Regions from separate parts of the Mus musculus genome. Here region 1 is linked to region 2. Evidence: chromatin loops called from intact Hi-C (ENCODE). Cell type or tissue: gastrocnemius. All regions are shown on one strand. Each heading gives the region's core, and the rest is flanking DNA. Links, peaks and the distances in the headings are about the cores only.

What was found. A loop is a pair of places that touch in the nucleus more often than their neighbours do. Peaks named below come from ENCODE experiments on the same cell type or tissue, not always from the same donor. Only the 100,000 strongest peaks of a DNase experiment are listed, where the experiment ranks them.
Region 1: a loop joins it to region 2, with 2.5 times the contacts of the local background. A loop is called at or near these places in 4 of 42 quality-filtered maps.

What each region holds. Positions count from the first base shown.
Region 1 is chr19:23,304,681-23,313,863 of GRCm38, forward strand. Mamdc2 (MAM domain containing 2) reads right to left here. Exons shown (of 14, transcript NM_174857.3): 12 at 6,082-6,341. Gm41821 (a long non-coding RNA gene) reads left to right here. Exons shown (of 3, transcript XR_877770.2): 3 at 4,836-4,974. Among named protein-coding and RNA genes, the nearest start is that of Gm41821, 9.3 kb to the left of the region's middle. In gastrocnemius, for the core only: a CTCF peak has its summit at 5,504 (motif pointing left); no DNase peak of the experiment used is centred there.
Region 2 is chr19:22,910,454-22,919,636 of GRCm38, forward strand. It overlaps Trpm3 (transient receptor potential cation channel, subfamily M, member 3), which reads left to right. Exons shown (of 26, transcript NM_001362491.1): 20 at 3,978-4,106; 21 at 8,150-8,401. Among named protein-coding and RNA genes, the nearest start is that of Gm52388, 12 kb to the right of the region's middle. In gastrocnemius, for the core only: no CTCF peak of the experiment used is centred there; DNase peaks (open chromatin) are centred at 4,638, 5,540 and 6,371; H3K4me3 peaks cover 1,461 bases; H3K27ac peaks cover 3,976 bases.

The sequences.
Region 1 (9,183 bases), core at 2,601-7,600, 390 kb after region 2:
GGTTTGTGGGTAATGACAGCTCTCCAGAAGACATACTTGCTCCATCTATCTGTGTCATTAGATTAGTTTAAGCTTTAGATTAAAGTAAAAGAAAAACCCCTAAGCTAGTTTTAGTAAAGCTACACCAAGTTAAGAATACAAATGGAATTATTAATAAGTTTATGTAATTATCTTGAAATTAATGAAGCTTTAATAATAGACATAATAAAATAAGGTCAAGAAACCTTTCTAAGGACATAACATATAATGGTTAATTTTAAGCAAGAACTTTTCTGGGCTCGGGGCACCAATGTGGCTACAAGGCATTGTTTCTGGGCATGACCGTGGAGGACTTTATGTAAAAGATTGGCTGTTGAAGCAATGGCCCAGATTAGGCCTCACGGCCTTTATTCAGTGTGGGTAGAGGTAGAGGAAGAGTGGGTTCTCTTGCTTTTGGCACTGAGCAGGGATCACCTCTAGCTGCTGGGCACTAAATGCTAGGCTCTGGGGCTTCTGGTCTCCAAGACTCATATCAGCTGAGGCTTCAGGTTTTCCTGAAGGTTGAACCATTATTTCCTGTTTTCAGATATAGACACAGCTGTGCTATAGCTTTCCTGGTTCCCCAGATGGCATGTTACCTGTCATGGAAATTCTTAACCCATTTCTATAGTAAACTCTTCTCTTTCCTTTGGTCTTTCCGACCATCTGCCTGCCCATCCTTCAGAGTTCCATTTCTCTAGATAACTCTAATTTATAGACAACGCTAAGCAAGGATCAAAATCAGTGGCAAGAAAAGGGGGTAAAACGTTCTAGTGCATCTGCATAGAACATTATCTGAGTGCGATTAATAAACACTTCAGTTTTCGGAACACCAGCAATCAATCTGGTTTTAGGATTCAAATTATTAAATAGACAAGATCTGATGGAATGATATTCTGAATAATTTGTGTTTTGGCCAAACTCTGGACTTTATAAACCTATTATGAATTTCCTTAATATCTGAGTGACAGCCATGTGCTATATCTGTGACTTCTCTGTTATTGCTGTAGATATGTGGCAGCAAACCTTTTTTTTTTTTTTTTTTTTTTTGATTCACGTACAAGATTATTCTGGCTTGTCTTTGGGCTTTAAGTCTAACCAACCCTATCCTGTAGCAAAGAATAAACATATTTATGTACAGAACAACTACAATAAATGTAGGATTAAATTAGATATGTGATTGGTTCCCAAACTGCAGGCTAAGACATCCAAGTGTATTTACAAGGATGCTGGAGGATATTTTGAAATTTCAGATAAAATTATTCAACTTTTAGCAATACTGTGGGAACTACTAGTTGAAAGTCATTCAAAGAGCCAACATTAGATGGGCCTATATTCCTTTTGATAACATCATTATATAGTGGAGGTTTTGGTAGCAGCTATAATTAAAAGCAAGTATAATGTAAAACTTTGTACAGAACTTTAATGAAGGTAGTATATGTAGACCGGTCTAACTTTCACAAGATCTGAAACCTTGGCTGGTTTGCACATTACACAGCATATATATATATATATATATATATATGTATATATATATATATATATATATATATACACACACATCTACATGTGAAATGGCTACTAAGTCATTAGGATATACCTTTTCTTAAGTTATTTGGTCCTAAAGACTTAGGAAATAGAGCCGGGCATGGTGGCGCACGCCTTTAATCCCAGCACTTGGGAGGCAGAGGCAGGCGGATTTCTGAGTTCGAGGCCAGCCTGGTCTACAGAGTGAGTTCCAGGACAGCCAGGGCTATACAGAGAAACCCTGTCTCGAAAAACCAAAAAAAAAAAAAAAAAAAAAAAAAAAAAAGACCTAGGAAATAGAACCAATGGGTACTTCTTTTGGTCAAGAAAAAACAGGTCAAAATTACCAAGACTAAGGCAACAAAGTAGAGGTGGGCATGGTGGTTTAATGTTCCCGAACCACAGCATTTGGAAGGCAAAGAAAGGCTCATGAGCCCAGGGTCAGCCTTGGCTGCATCTCGGAAGGGAGACAAAGCAAGATTCTGTAGGCTTCTGATGACTTCTTACGGCTGCTTCCTAACCAGCCTGGTGCTCTTACCAGGACCAGAGTTCGAGGGCCCAAGTATCCCGCCTCCTCTAGTGCTGTGCTCTCCACGTAGCTGCTAGAGCTACTGCTGAGAAGCAGATCGTTACCTTAAATCCACCTGCCAGGTTCCCACTGCTTCTGGAATAATTTCAAAACGCTTACCATGTCCTGTGAAGCTTTCTAAAAGTATCCCAGTACTGGGGCATATGATCACATGCCAGGAAGCAGGAGTGGGTGGGTTGGGGATCAGGGTAGGGGGTGGGTATGGGGGCTTTCTGGATAGCATTTGAAATGTAAATGAAGAAAATACCTAATAAAAAAAAGTATCCCAGTACTCTGTTGGCTTTATCACCTAATCATATCTCTCTCTCTCTCTCTCTCTCTCTCTCTCTCTCTCTCTCTCTCTCGCGTTCCCTCCAATTAATATTATTTTTATTAGGCAAACCATCCTTCTATATCTTTAAAGGTTCAACATGACATTTCAATATATGTTAATAATACACAAAGATTAAATCAGGCAGATCATTGTTTGGTTCATCATTTTCTGATGATGATAAATTTAAAATCTACTTGCCTAGTCATTTTGGAATATATAATACATTGTTATTGACTGGAGTCACTCTGTTGTACAATAGGTCTTTTTGTCTAGCTAAAACATCATGGGCTTTGACCAACAACTTATTATTCCATCACTTCCCTTGTCACATCCAGGTTAGCTATCCTTTAGTCAACTCTGTTACTGTCCATTCAAAAGGATTTATTTCTATTGGCATTGGCATTGTATTATCTAATTTTAGCTTAAATAAATACATAAATAAATAAATTAAAGTTTTTCATTTATGTGTACGTGTGTAAGTCTATGTGTGTGTCTGTGTGCATGCACATATGGAAGCTAGGAGAGGGTGTCAGATCCTGGAAGTGGAGTTGCAGGATGTGTAGAACCACCCAACAAGGGTGCTGGAAGCAGACTCACGTTCTTTGGAAGACATAAAGTGCTCTTCACTGCTGAGGCATCTCTCCAGCCCCCAGCTTAGAGTTTAGTGTGTTTTTTTTTTTTTTAAATCACTCTCCTACAAGAACATAAACTCAAAAAAAAAAAAAAAGACTGCCACATTATATTTATTGCAGAAATTTGGCATATATTACATGCCTGAGGTCAATTGATATTTATTAAAATGAGGTATCTTATACAAAACCACAAGAACTCAATCTGGATGCCTGATACAGCTATTGAGAATGTCAGTCTGCCACGGAGGTGAGAACTAGATTCCAGGGAAACCTGAGAAGAAGATGTGGTTTTTAAAAACAGTGAGACATTTTAAAATCGTTTGGTACATTGAAATTTATAAAAAACCTTTTCACACACACATACACAATCTCATTTAATGCCAGCTTTGACTCTGCTGGTGACAGCATGATGGGAATTATTTACCCGTTTTGAAGATTTAGAAACTATCCCAACACAGATAAGGCTTGTCCAAGGTCACTTGATGCTTGTGACCTTAAGGGAATAAGGAGAATCTGGAAGTTGTTCTGCGGGGCAGCGGACAGTGTAGAACTGTGGTTATGGAAACGGGCTTTGGTACTGGGCAGACAGGGGTGTGAGTTCTCTACCAGCATCAACTTTTCTCTATCTATAAGGGACTATGGCATTAATTGGAACAACGTATATACAGCTCTTAGCAGTCTAAGTACCCACTGCATAACAGATGGCCAGGCTATGCACATGACTGTGTCTGTATTTTATTAAACAGTAGAATGTAGCCTAGTTCCCCTACAGTTATGTGGGATTCCTGCAGTGAGCACTAGGAACAGCTGAAGAAAATGATCACCTGTTCCATTATCAGCCAAAGGGGCGGTCTACTCCAGAGTGTTCCTTCTAGACTGTGAACTGAAAGTCTCTATAAAGTGTTTCACACTCTTTGAACTACAACATTCCAAAATGGCAGCTCGGAGGCTTTGCTGTGGGCTATGTTTAAAAGTTCTTCAAGGAGCTGGAGAGATGGCTCAGCGGTTAAGAGCACTGACTGCTCTTCCGAAGGTCCTGAGTTCAAATCCCAGCAACCATATGGTGGCTCACAACCATCTGTAATGAGATCTGACTCCCTCTTATGGAGTGTCTGAAGACAGCTACAGTGTACTTACATATAATAAATAAATAAATCTTTTTAAAAAAAAGTTCTTCAAGCTGTGTGTGGTGGTAGAATCCCAGCAATAGGAATTTAAGAAGGAGACCCTGAGCTGGAGACTAATTTAGGTTTAGGCTACATAACTAGACTTCTTGAAACAAAAACAGAACCAGTTTCCAAGATCATCTACCCAGCAAACATAGCATATTTTTTTTAAAGACCCTTATATATTGATTCTTGGATTTTTAAAGAGAATTTGTGTATCACTCTCATTTGAGAATACATACTGACCTGAGAGTATATAGCTCAGTGATGGAACACTTGCCTGGCATGCATGAGGCAATACACACAATTGTCTATACTGTAAATTGTGTGTGTGTGTGTGTGTGCACGCGCGCGCATGTGCGTAGGCATGTGCACACACCCATGCATGCACGTGTGTGTCAATGCTTGGATGCCACTTCCAAAGAATTAGATTCATTTAAGTCTGGAGATTTTCTATTTTTAGCTTGTATCAGAATCATTTGGGTTTATTAAAAATAAATTTCTGGGACGCCAAAGCCCTCCCATGTTTCTGGTTTAGCATTCTGAGGTGGATCCCGAGAATTAACATTTTGGGTGAACTTATTTTTCAGGTATTTTTGATGCTGCTGGTACCTGGACCATCCCTTGAGGTCCATTTGATGAAGAGTCTGACTTCCCTGGAGCCTAACAAGATTGATCTGCCATCTCTGGATGATGCTCAACTATGGTAGTAAGTTTTCATCTGGCCCATGTACCTTCTGTAACAGTCATAAAAAAAATCTTCATGGAGCAATCTGCCATTCTCTAATACATCTCCAAACAGTTATATGTGCTTGGCTGGCGGACCATCCTAGACAGAAGAGCGTCTTCCTCCTGTCATTTATTGCCCATTAATGTAGAAGCTTGAGTGGCAATTTATCCAGCCATTTGAGTTGTGATATCTTCACTTTAGATCTTTAGAAAATCAGTTTGTGTTGTAGAATGGTGAGAAAAAAATAAAAGTTTGTATTTTGAATACCTCTTCCCGGGAAGATCTGAGCTTCTACCAGGCAGCCAGCCAGAGGTTAAAGCTGCCTGGGCCTAGGGAGTTTACCACCCAGAAGCAAAGCTGCAGAAGAAGTTGGAGCGTTAATTGGAGGGCATGCTCACACCAGAATTTTACAGAGTGGTTTTGAAAATAGTTAGGAGTCTGAAGGTTGCCACCTCAGAGCAACCTTTGGTGGCTGTGTGAAACCCTTGGCTATCCTGTGCTTTTCTAGACTAGAGCAGTTTCTTAGCTCCCCCTACTGGAAGGGCTGTATACTTCTAGGACAGGGGTTTTTCTATACCACATGGAATGTTGAGGGTCTGGGGTGATGATGACCATGGACTTGGGATCAGGACCCCTAGTTTCTTCTACAACAATATAGTCATGCCTACAGAGGCTTATAAAACTTACCATGGGCTATACACACTCATACGTGGAGGCTTAGGACAAAGGCCCCTACATGCAAATGGATCATGGGTACTAGGAGCAGCAGTAGTGTATTGAGAAGGAAGAAGAGTTCCTTTTGGAAGAAACGTACTTGACATTCACCACACACTAAGATAAAGTAGGTATCCTTTCATCCTTAAATGGTAAAAAAAAAACCAATCACTTTCTGCATGAATGTCCAAAGCGTTAGCTTCCTGTCCAATTATCCGTTCACTGCTTAGAGTTAATCAATAACAAGCTAATTAGGTTTACTTTTCAGCTAATCCTGCCTTTATCTCTGACTCTGAAAAAGGACAAATTATTCTCTTTTTAAGCAAACAACAGGAGAGCACCAGGTGCCTCGGGACATCCTCCCTTGCTGGATCTCACCCCTCGTGGCTTACCTGGTGTCTCCTCCTGCAGCTGTATTCAACCAGTGCCCGCAGCCAGGAGATGCTCTGCTCTCCCCTTCTTCTCCACAACAGGGACTCCTCACTATCTTCTTCCCTTTTCAAATAAACACTCAGCAGGCCAGTCCCTGCTCCGTACATGTGGTAGAAAAACGTCAAGCAGTGTTTCCCAGGGACGCCTCTCAGAGGCTGGGACAAAAGGTGTGCTTTCTGTCCATACACCATGTGGGAGGCTTCGATGTACATGTAGTAACCTTGAGAGGAATGTAAAGCAGGCATGGTTAAAAAAAAAAAAAGAGCCCAGCGTATTTTCTTCATTTGTAGAATTCCTGGAAACATAGCCACTTTGGCTGTAGTACTGAGAAAAATGTTTTATAATCCTGAAGAGTATGTATGATCCAAGAAAAATAGACTGCTGCAAGGATTAGACCACAAAACGATTTTTTTCATTTAATGGTTTATGATTCAGTTAAATAGACAGAAAGGGATTAATACAGCAGTATTATACCACTGGTATTATTATCACATCAGAACATACCTCACTACTTCAGATAATATTCCAAATGTTTTTGTACTCTCTCCAGCTTCACACATTGAAATCCTAGCACCTAAGGTGTCCATATGAAGAGGAGAAGTTGGGAGGCGATTACATCATAAGGGCAGTGACAGCCCCCAGATGAGATCAGCATCTTTATCAAGGACTTCTTACACTAACTCATGTCTTACACTATGAGAGGGGTGCTTGAAGAGAAGGTCACCTCTGAACAAGAAGGCCCTCCCCAGACATCAGATCTGCAGGGACCTTGATCTTGGACTTCCCAGCTCCCCCAACTGTGAGAAGCAAGTATATGTCATTTCTAAACGGTCCATCTTTAATTTGTCACAACAGCCCAAGCATAGCTCCTTCCCAAATCTATCCCAGCTCCTCCAGTTGCTCAGGCCCTGAACATGTGAGCCATACACGCATTACCCCCTCTGTGCTCTCTCCTCCTGCAGGCTGTCAGAACTCCTGGGGGATAAGGGATTTATCTGAATTTATCTGTCTCCAAGATAAATTCACAGCCCCATTCTATTCCCTGGACTGCTAGTGTCCTGGTCCAGTCATTTCACTTGGACTAATGGGGCAGATTCCTGGCTTGGGTGTCTGCTCTTCCCTTATCCCCTAGAATCTAACCTCAGCAGTTTCTATAGCAATCTTTCTAAATGCTCAATATGTGTATGTATGTTGTGTGTCGTGTGTGTGTTTACACACACCTGCGTGTCTCAATGTGAGCACGTCTGCCATCGTGCATGTGTGAAGCAGAGCAGAACCTTAGATGTTGGCTCATGCCTTCCATCTGGTTTGACACAGGGTTTATTTGCAGTTTTTCTGCAGTGTGTGCCGGATTATCAGCCTTGCGAGCTTCTGGGCATCCTTTAGTCTCTGCCTCTCATCTCCCCATAGGAACGCTGGGATTACAGAAGCTGATGCTACTGTATCCCTGGGCTCTGGGGATCCAAATGCAGGTCCTCACGACTTCACAAGTGCTTTTGCTTACTGGGCATCTTCTCAAACCTGGAAAGCTAAATTGTACCATGCCTTTGTGTGAAACTTCCATTAGTTCAGCCCAGAGTCTAGGCTGATGGCCTCAGGATTGCGTCAGCACCTTGAACAACCTGCCAGACTCTTCTGGAGATAATCTCATGTCTCACTCAGTCCTTATATGTTATATGGTACCTTTTCTTATATGTTTATAAGTTACCTTTTTCTATTGGACCTATTCTGACTTCACCACTTCAAGTCACTATCTCCCCCTCTCACCTGCTCCTTCAGCACTCTCATTCCCTATACCTTAATTTATTATGCTTTTGTAACATTTAATTGCCTTTTAATGGGTCATCTAATTTTCTCCTCTTTAATCTTTGTTTCTCTCTTCTGTGTTGCACAAGACCTTCCCTGTTTAGTTCAGTGCAATATTCCCAGTTCTTAGAGTAAGGTTTCAGACATGGTGGACGCTCAAATATTTGTGAGTGAATAGATGGACATCTTTTCTTTTATTGCACTAAGCCACAAACAAGTCTGATCATTTCCAGAGCACCTGACTCCACCAGGCTCACAATGAGAGAATGAGATTCTTGGCAGTGAGATAGGCCTTTGAGTTGGATGCTCTAAGGCAAAGCTACTACAAATCTAAAAGGTGATGAGATCAGAGCCTTATTAAAGAAAATGCTCTTAGACAAGTTACAAGTAACCTGAGGTATTTTGAAAATGAACATACACATAAAGCAGGGAATCGTGGTGCATGCCTGTGGTTCCAGCTCTTTGGAGGCAGAGGCCGAAGCTCAAGGTCATGTTTGACTTTCTAGTGAGTCTGAGGCCAGCCTGGGCTACTTGAGACCTTGTCACAAATTTTTCTTGAAAACATATTGAAAAAAATAAAAACCTGAAACACTCATTCAAAAATACTCCACATGTGTGACAATCCACAACTCTGTAACGTTCATTTGTTCATTGGCACAAAAATTGTTACATTGGATGTTTTTCACATTCCACAATGCAGGAAAACTTTATTGTATTTTATTTTGTGTAACTCTGTACCACTTAAGCTAGTGTCAAAGTAAACAAATACACATGCTTGTGGGTGTACATTCACACACACACACACACACACACACACACACACACACAATCCTAATGGAAGAGTATGTTTAATTTAGTTCCATGAAAAACCAGGTGAAGGCATGAGAATGGCCATGGTATGTCACTGAGCCATGTATTTAGGAGTTCTGTGCTTCCTGTGTGCAACTTAGTGGCACAGTAGAGTGACATTACCTTAAGACATGCTCAATAAAAAAAGCATTCTGAAGTGTGTGTAATAGTATATCCTACAATCCCAGTACTTGTGAAACTGAGGCAAGAGGATTGAGAATTTGATGTTAGCCTGAGCTGTATAAAAAGAAAAAAATATTTCAAGAAATAAATTTTAAGGTAACAAGAAAAAAAATGAAAAAAAAATTGTATTTTGCTTTGGAGTTCTCCAAGGCTCACTAGAAATCCCATGTAAAAAGACCTTTGCTACAGGTGAGACTCTAGTAGGAACGGCATTATTATCCTTT
Region 2 (9,183 bases), core at 2,053-7,052:
TTCAGAACATCCTCCTTTGTTGAGATCTAGGACAGGGTAGCCATTTCAGGAACCCTTCCTGGGCTTTCAGGGAAACCTTTGGTGGGTCAGGTTGAAGTCCAGCGTAGATGGAGCACCTCTATGGACAGACTGTCTATAAGTCACAACTTCCAGTCTGTCACACTTTCTCACTCAGACACAACTAAACAGCATGCAGCTCAAAGCAAGAAAACCTCCAGTCCTGGCAAGCATTCTCCAGGAATCACACCCTACATACACTTCCTGCCTGCAAAGCCATGGGCTGTCCCTGAAGTGGCGTCTGCTGTGGTCGAAAGAGACATAGTTGCATTTTCTTTCTCCTTTCCAATGACATTTTCCAGTGGTTCTCAACCTGCCTGATGCTGTGGACCTTTAACACAGTTCCTCTAGTGGTGGTGGCCCCCAAACGTAAATTAATTTTGTTGCCGCTTCGTTAGCTGCAGTCTTGCTACTGGTGTGAATTGTGATGTAAAAATCTGGCATTTCCGATGGGGTCCTGACCCACAGGTTAAGAACCACTGAAGCTTAGCATGAACTGTTGGCCTAACCATCTCTAATTCTGTCCAGCCCACTAGAGTGACATAGATAAAGGACAATGTGTCTGTATTTTTAGATTCTCCCACAGCCAGCTGCAGAGCAGTCATTAGAATCAAGGACAGGATAATCTAGGTCCGAGCACAAGAAAAGCTCAAACAACCGTGTAAGTTGCTTCCTGTGCAGTCCAGCATGCTAATATTTAACACCGCCTAGAAAGAAAAACCTTACATCCTCAGCACTGGTGATATTTTTTGCTAGGATAAATCTTTGTCGTGCCGCAGCATCCCTGGTCTGCGCCCACCAGATGCCAGTATCACAGTCTGTCCTTTAAGAAGGACAGCCAAAATGTTTCCAAGCATTTGTAGGATTAAAAACTAACACTGATGAAAAGCCGTTACTGTAAAGGATGATCTAAACAGTATGAGAGAATTAAAAAAAAAAAACGCACATATTACATGTATATTCATTTTAATAAAATAAATTTTCAAATTCATTGACATTATGAAATAATCTCCATCATAGAATAACAGACATTCAAAAGCCCAGCTTGCATTTTTACAGTGCAGCAGAGCTGTGACTACAAATAGGTCCACCTGTGTCCCTCTGTGCTGTGTATGTGACACCATACAAGTTACTTACGCATTCTGTCCCTCGCTTCTATAAGATATGGATAATAATACCACCTACTTTATGAAGATTAATGTGAAGTACATAAAGCACTTACAATAGTCTTTGGACCGGTGAGTACAGTGTGGGAGTAACTAGTGTTATTATTCTAGCTTAAGTCACATTTCAGAGAGGCAGTCAGGGCCAGAGTCATCTGTCCACTCAGCACCACAAGCATCACTTATAGAGCAGACTATGTTTAAGCAAGGTTCCAGATGCTTCGCAAATGACCTCCCTGAGGCTAACAGCAGCTTCATCAATAGAACATCTGTACCTCCTTTGCATGCCCACATCTGCCCTTTTCCTTCTATTCTTCTGATTCAGTTGACACAACCAAAAATGGAATAAAAAACTAGAGCCAGAAAGAAACTCTGCTCCTATGGTCTACAAACTAAAGCTCTTTTTCTTTCTTTTTTATTTCATTTATTCTATAGTGCCATGCCTCAAATCCAGTGCCTGAGGCGTGTTAGGCAAGTGTTATACCACCAAGCTACAGCCCCAGCTTGGCTTTGTTTGTTAGTTTTGTTTTTACCTTTAAAAAAAAAAAAGATTGAAATAGCTTTAAAAATAATAGAATAGCTTGTGAAATATGGAGTTCAAAAATTTCAGTGTTTATTATACCTGGCCACACATGTGCTAAAACAAAATAAAGTTAATTATGAGCACACACACACACAAAAACCAACAACAAACAAACCCTCTTGGCCTACACAACCACCCTGTGGACTTTTGCAAATGTTAGCAGATTCCTGGTCCAAGCATAGGAGAAACTGATGGGAGGAATTGTGTAAAGAATTAAGCATCTCTTGGATGAACACTGGCCCTACTTAGCTTTCCAAGCCTTGGCTTCTTCATTGGTGCTCAACATTCCCACCATTTGAATTCCTTGATCCTCTTGGTCCCCACTGATTCAACTCAGACAATTTTTAGCTCCAATGCTTTTGCCTCACAAGTACCCTGGCCAGTGGCTCTCGGCCTTGGCACCTCCATAAGATGATCACTGGAATCACCCAAGCCACTTTTGGTTTGAGGTTTTGTCTTTGTCTGTGCCACAGTTGTACCTAGACGAGTGTCAAGATATAATGGTGGTGTCAGGGGTACCGTTGATTCACATTAAAAGTCTACTCAAGTTATAAAATGAAGGAAAGAGCCCATTGGTAGATAAGACAACATCTCTATGGTTCCACATCTCATATCTCCTAGCTAGGCTGTGGCTTCTGCCACATAACTTGCCTTTACAGCCCCAAGGTCACCCAATGTCTTCAGCTCCTCAAATCTGCAGTCCTCCTACCCACAGTCTGCCCTGTAGTTTGCCACATGACCCATCAAGGCATACAGATTGGGATCAGCTCACTCTGGGTTCCCGTCCACAGCCCCTGAGGCCAGTCAGGGCCTTGCTCATCTAGGAGCATGGCCTACAGGAGGTTTCGCTCAACTGCCATTCCCCTTGGGGTAAATTTTCTTATGCAAGAGCGCCACAAATTCCTTCCTTCCCACGTTGACATCAGTGAATCTTTCAGGAACAGACTCCAAGCCTTGGCCCTGAGGAGTATAACTCATAACTAGCATTTCAGCCAGTCACATCAGGACTCAAACTCCAGATGCTGGAGCCTCAGGAGGATTTGATCCACTCTGGTACACAGCAGGCCACACACCCCAGGCCTTCCCATAAACTGCTTTATTTTCTCTTGGTTTATTTCAAAGAAGCAGAAAGCAAACTGGAATATTCCAACCATGGTAGGACAAGATGACAATACAGTGGAAAACAGGTAAAGAAGCTGACCACTGCAGGTCATAAACACCAGGAAGACATTATAAACTCAGGAGAGAGCAGAAGTGGAGCCTGGAGATTACGTCTAGTCAATTTACACTGTAGTTTGACCAACTTATAAGTATATCGCTGTCTTCCTTTCTTTCTGGTGGGCATTAATCTACCTGGCAGGTATGGGGGGGAGGATTAAGTATACATTTGTAATGTTTTAGAAATAATTTTTCAACAATAATTTAAAAATTAATAACATTTGAAAGTAAGTGTCACCCTAGCATGGAAAGCCAAGTCTATACGTAAGCAAGAACAGCCCTGATAGGACAGGTTCTTTTCTAAGTCAGAACACCAGAACACATACAAAAACACACACACACACACACACACACACACACACACACACGTGAACACATACACATGAGCATACACACATATGAACACACACACATGAACATACATACACATGAACACACACATGAACACAAACACGTGAACATACATACACATGAACACATATACATGAAGATATACACACATGAACACATACACACATCCCAACAGCTGGTGACAGGCACACAGATTCATACACAGTGACAGAAAGCTCCAAGGTTGGGCCCCAGAGGCACGTATCAGGGTCACAACTAACTTCAAAAACCAAATGATTTTAACTATGATAGCCTATTTTAAACCTACGTGGGGCAGAGATGGCTGAGCAGGTAAGGAATCTTGCCATCAGCCCAGCGACCTGTGTTCGCTCCTCAGAACCCACATGGTGGATAGAAAGAGCAGCTTCTGTGAACTGTCCTCGGGCCCCACAGGAATGCACACAGAAAACTAATATTTTTTGGTATCTAAGACTCTACATCTCCTTTGCCATGGGTTCCCTGCTTGCTGACCTTGCTCTGTGCTGCCACAGTGCAGCGGGCTCACCCGGGGCCCCGCTCCCAGGCCTCTGCAGTTAGACTACTTACTGTATTGTATTTCCTTACAGCTGGCGTATATTGGATACCTGATGCTCTTCAACTACATCGTGTTAGTGAAGATGGAGCGCTGGCCTTCCACTCAGGAATGGATTGTCATCTCCTACATTTTCACTCTGGGAATAGAGAAGATGAGAGAGGTAACAAAATGAAATAATAAATAAATGAAATAATAAATAAATGAAAACGGAAGGGAGATGTTGGCTCATCGACTCTGGCGAGGGAGAGCCAAGAGGGGAACGTGGGGTCCAAATTAAGCCCCAAACTGTGTTCTGGAGAGTTGCTAAGGGCTGCTGCTCTCCTCTGTGTCAAACCTAGAGAGGTATCCTAGAGCAATTAAGTCTATTTCCTGCTTACATGCTTTTTGCTCCAAGAGTTCTCCAGTGGGCTTCGATATCATTTACACCTCTGTCTTCTCATCCCTGTGAGGATGACGCTGTAAATTTTGCTATTCTTAACTCCCATCTCAGCCTCTTACTTGGGATCTCCTTGGGCATTGTCCACCAATCCAGTGTCACCTCTCCAAATGTATTTCAGCAACTCGCCATCAAGCACAGTTCCCTGAGTTCAATGCCCAGAACCCACACGGTGAGCAGGGAGAAACAACTCCTCTGCATGTATCCTTTTGTTCAGTTTGTTTTTGAGTTGGTTCCTTCTTGATGTCTATCCTGCACATGCTGATCGTCCGCCAGCCTTCCACCCCTAGGGAGCATCATGGAGGCTGGACACACAGTTGTGGTATTTCAAGTTGAGGATGTAGTAGTTCTCTCCTCACCTACCACCAGACAGCCTAAGAAATGCCCACCCCTGTGTGACATGTTTGAAGTCAAAGCTAACCACATGGACAGGATATTTTATTCAGTGCTAAAAAAGAAATGAGTCATGAGGCTATGGGAAAATGTAGGTGTGTAATCATAAAAAGAAAAAAATCTGAACAGGATATATTCTTTATGATTCCAGACATGAAGTTCTGGGGAAACTTGTGGGGGAGCACTATGGGACCAGTGAGATAGGTGGTTGCCGGGGTAGGACTTTGGAATGATGGTAGGTGAAGGCTAGGGCTTCTAAGGGCACAAAAATTCTTTGTACGCCTTTCTAGTGATGGATTCAAATTGTTCCACATAGGTTCAAACCCATAGAGTGTACCCTGATGTGAACTGTAGTCTCTGAGTGATAATGTGTCAACATCAATCCACCACTTAAGACCCTTTGTAGGGATCCACACTTACCATGGAAAGTGCCTTCTGCAAACTTAGTACTGCTCCAAACACTTAAGTTTTAAAGAGAAAGAAAGAAGAGAAGAGAAGAGAAGAGAAAAGAAAAGAAAAGAAAAGAAAAGGAAAGGAAAGAAGAGAAAAGGAGAGAGAGAAAGAGAGAGAGAAGGAAAACAACAAGAAACAAAAAAAGAAAGAAAGAAAAAAGAAAAAGGAAAAAAGAAAAAAGAAAAAGAATAGCTAACCCCAGCCGCCCTTTTGAGTCCAAGCTTCTAAAAGCTCTGTGGTCAAGAAACAGTCCACAAGAGGGCGCAGCAATCCTGCCCAGTGCGCTCCACAAACTCCAACCTCACCAGAGAAAACCTGCCCGGAAGGAAGACAGCAAGGTGAAGCGACTCCTCTGCTTGTTCCCTGGAGCTGCAGTGAGTGGGCGGGGCCGTTTCAGTAGGAACCGTTCCTGTCAAGGCTGCGGTTCTGGGAGCCCCGGAACAATCCTGGTTTCTTCATTACAGTGGGTGGGTACGGAGGGAGGCAGGGCCAGTTGTTAAAACCTACAAGCCCACCTTCGTCACCCAGACAGCTTCACAGACTGAATTTCATCTCTGGGATGGTTTCCAAAGAAGAAAGATGTGCTATCTATTAAACTTAACTGCACTGAGATTTACATACACACACACACACACACACACACACACACACACACACACTTTGCATTCAGCACCTTTCTCTGGAGCTGTTTGGGTGCTATTTTCATTCTAATTAGCATTCCCCCATCCCAGAAGCTTGAGAGTGGTGTACAAGTCTCAGTCTGATTAGAGACTGGATTAAATGACTAGGGGACCAAGGTAGGAAGATGTCTGTGTTGGTGCGGCCAATTCTCTGCACTGGGTTCTGCCATTCAGAGGGCCTTCCGTTTCTTGAACAGTACCATGGACTTGTAAGCTGAAAAAACAGAAATAAATTTGCCTGGGACTTTGTGTAGCTCTGAGAACTGAGCCCGCTTCCGCTAGGAGCCCTGCCGCCTTGTGATGCCAGCCAGTATTCTGGAGACTCAATACCCAGCCACATATTCCTTCCCCATCACAAGCAGAGGAGGGAAAGACTGGAGTGTGGAGACTGGAGTCTGTCCAGGACGAGGCTGGAAGAAGACAGGGAGCAGCCTGTACTCCGCGGACTGTTCTGGATTAGCTGCCAAGTGGGCAGGCGGCCAGCAACCTCCAGCCCTGGCTATCCATTTCTTAGGAAGCTGCGCGTCACGGCAGGCAGGGTGGGGCTTCCGATGCCGGGTCAGGACCGGGTCAGCTGAAGAGTGCTTGTCTCTGAGGAAGATGTGGGGAAGTGAGGTTGTGGCCATTTTTGTGTGTGTGCCTGACCTTTTTCTCTGCAACTGGTGAGGTCGCCTTTCCCCCTACCCCCATGTCTTTACTTTGAACTCTGTAAGGAAGGGCTCAACTATGGAATGGGTGACAACTCCCACAAGCACTGGCCTTCCTGCCTCCTCGTGGTTGGTACACAAGCCCTTGGGAACTCAGATGCTAGATCCTGGAAGGATGGAAAATTTTGCATGCTTCCGTGCCTCCCAAGCAAACACGAGGAAGGCTGTGGTTTCATGTGCTGCCTTCCCATTCTCTTTAGCGCATACTTCTGCATGTAGTCACCAGAGCCGGGCCACAGTAAGCCCTTAATACTATGGAACTGTTTACAGCGAGCCTTAGTAGACATTATCTCACCCAGTTCTCCCACAAGTCTATGAGGGCAGCGGCAGCCATGATCATCACATCCACCCACCACCCACCCTCCCACCCCCCCCACCCCCGTTTACAGGTCTGGGAAACAAGATTGAGCAATTGTTTGGTATGCCACAACCAGAAAAAAGTGAGCTAGGTCTGAAACCTCTTGGGTCGTCTGAAATTCACTTCCCTTTCCACTCTCCCATGATGCTCTACTGCAGTGGTTCTCAGCCTGTGGGTTTTGTTCCCCCCCTTGAGGGTAGAATGACCCTTTCACAGGGGTTGCCTAAGACCCTCAGAAAATGCAGATATTTGTATTATGATTCATAGCAGTAGCAAAATTGCAGTTATGAAGTGGCAACAAAAAATGATGCTATGGTTGAGAGGGTCACTACAACATGAAGGACTGTATTAAAGGGTCACAGCATCAGGAAGGCTGAGAACCACTGGTCTACTAGATCCCAGGATTCTAAGGCCCGTGTTAAGGGATGGCTTAGCAGTGATGGCGCAGAAGAGGAACTCAGCCATTTACTCCTGGTTCACACCAACTCCCTCTTTATCTCTCTAGCTAGATAGATAGCTTAGGAAATGCAGTATAATTTACCTGTAATGAAAGGAACCCATGCTGAAGTGCTGTTTGATGGTCCTTTGCTTACACATACAACTCTAATCACCAACGATGTCATGGTTTAGGTTTTTAAAGAGCACATTGTGTGTTGTTGCTCAGGAAATAAATGGTAGGCTGGTGGCCACAGTGACGACAGGCATGCCATTAGAAAATCGGTGCCACCATGTGCCTTATCTAATGGGACTTAGACTTCAGTGGCAACCATGGGGGTGGAGAGAAGCCATTAATGGGGTTGTACTTGCAGGTGATGCAAGAGAGGAATGGGAGGTGTCCTGTAGGAGTGGCCCATGTCCTTCAGTGCTGAAGAGCTGTTTACTGAGATAAAGATTTTGTAGCTCTGCAATGTGTTGGGAATACATAATGTTGTAGCAAAAGCCTGCAGTGCCTCAGAATTGCCAGACAATACCAAGGATCAAACCTGTTGTTTACATCTGCTTCCAGACTGTGTGCACCTGGATGACCTAAGCTTAGCTCAATTGTAAATTTGTAGCATACAGGTATTCGAGTAGCCAGATAGCCTCCTATGTCCACTAACGGACAAAGAAAGCACTTACCAGCTGAGCTGAAAGTATAGGAGAAGCCAGACCTAAGCCCTCTCTGCTGCCTCGTAGATCCTGATGTCGGAGCCGGGCAAGCTGCTGCAGAAGGTGAAGGTGTGGCTTCAGGAGTACTGGAACGTCACAGACCTCATCGCCATCCTTCTCTTCTCGGTGGGAATGATCCTTCGTCTTCAAGATCAGCCCTTCAGGAGTGACGGGAGGGTCATCTACTGTGTGAACATCATTTATTGGTATATCCGTTTGCTGGACATCTTCGGCGTGAACAAGTATCTGGGCCCATATGTGATGATGATTGGGAAAATGGTAAGCAAGGTCAACTGGTTCCGTGTTACCCATTCACAGAGGCAGATCCATAATCGTAGACAGAGAAATGTGAGTCATCTGGATTTGCTACCAAGGTCTGCAGGAGATGGCCCCAGGGGTGTTTGAGTTTTTAAATTCCCTTTGAGTGTTTTGTGAATTTGACTATAATTGCTATATAAAGACTAAAGAATTTAATCACCATCCACCGATTTACTAACTGAAGCATATGGAAAGATCACCTGCATTACGTCAGGCACAGGCTTACGAGTAGAGCAAAGCTGGGCAGTGGTTCCATAGGCCTTTGATCCCAGCACTCAGGAGGCAGAGGCACACGGACCTCTGAGATCAAGGCCCCTTATCTACAGAGCTAGTTCTAGGGCAGCCAGGGCTACACAGAGAAAGCCTATCTCCAAAGAAAAAGAAAAGTTGGGCAAAAATGCCGTTTTGTGAGATTGGGGCAGAAGGAGAGGAAAGGAAGTACTTTGCATACAGGGTGAAAGATGCTCAGAGAGACCTACAAAGTACAGAAAGACCACAGGTAACAGTGGGTTCACTCAGGATGCTCACAGAGGCCAGGCTTGGAGGAGGACTTGGGCTCTGTCTTAGTCAGGGTTTCTTTCTATTCCTTCACAAACATCATAACCTAGAAGCAAGTTGGGGAGGAAAGAGTTTATTCAGCTTACACTTCCGCATTGCTGTTCATCACCAAAGGAAATCAGGACTGGAACTCAAGCAGGTCAGGAAGCAGGAGCTGATGCAGAGGCCATGGAGGGATGTTACTT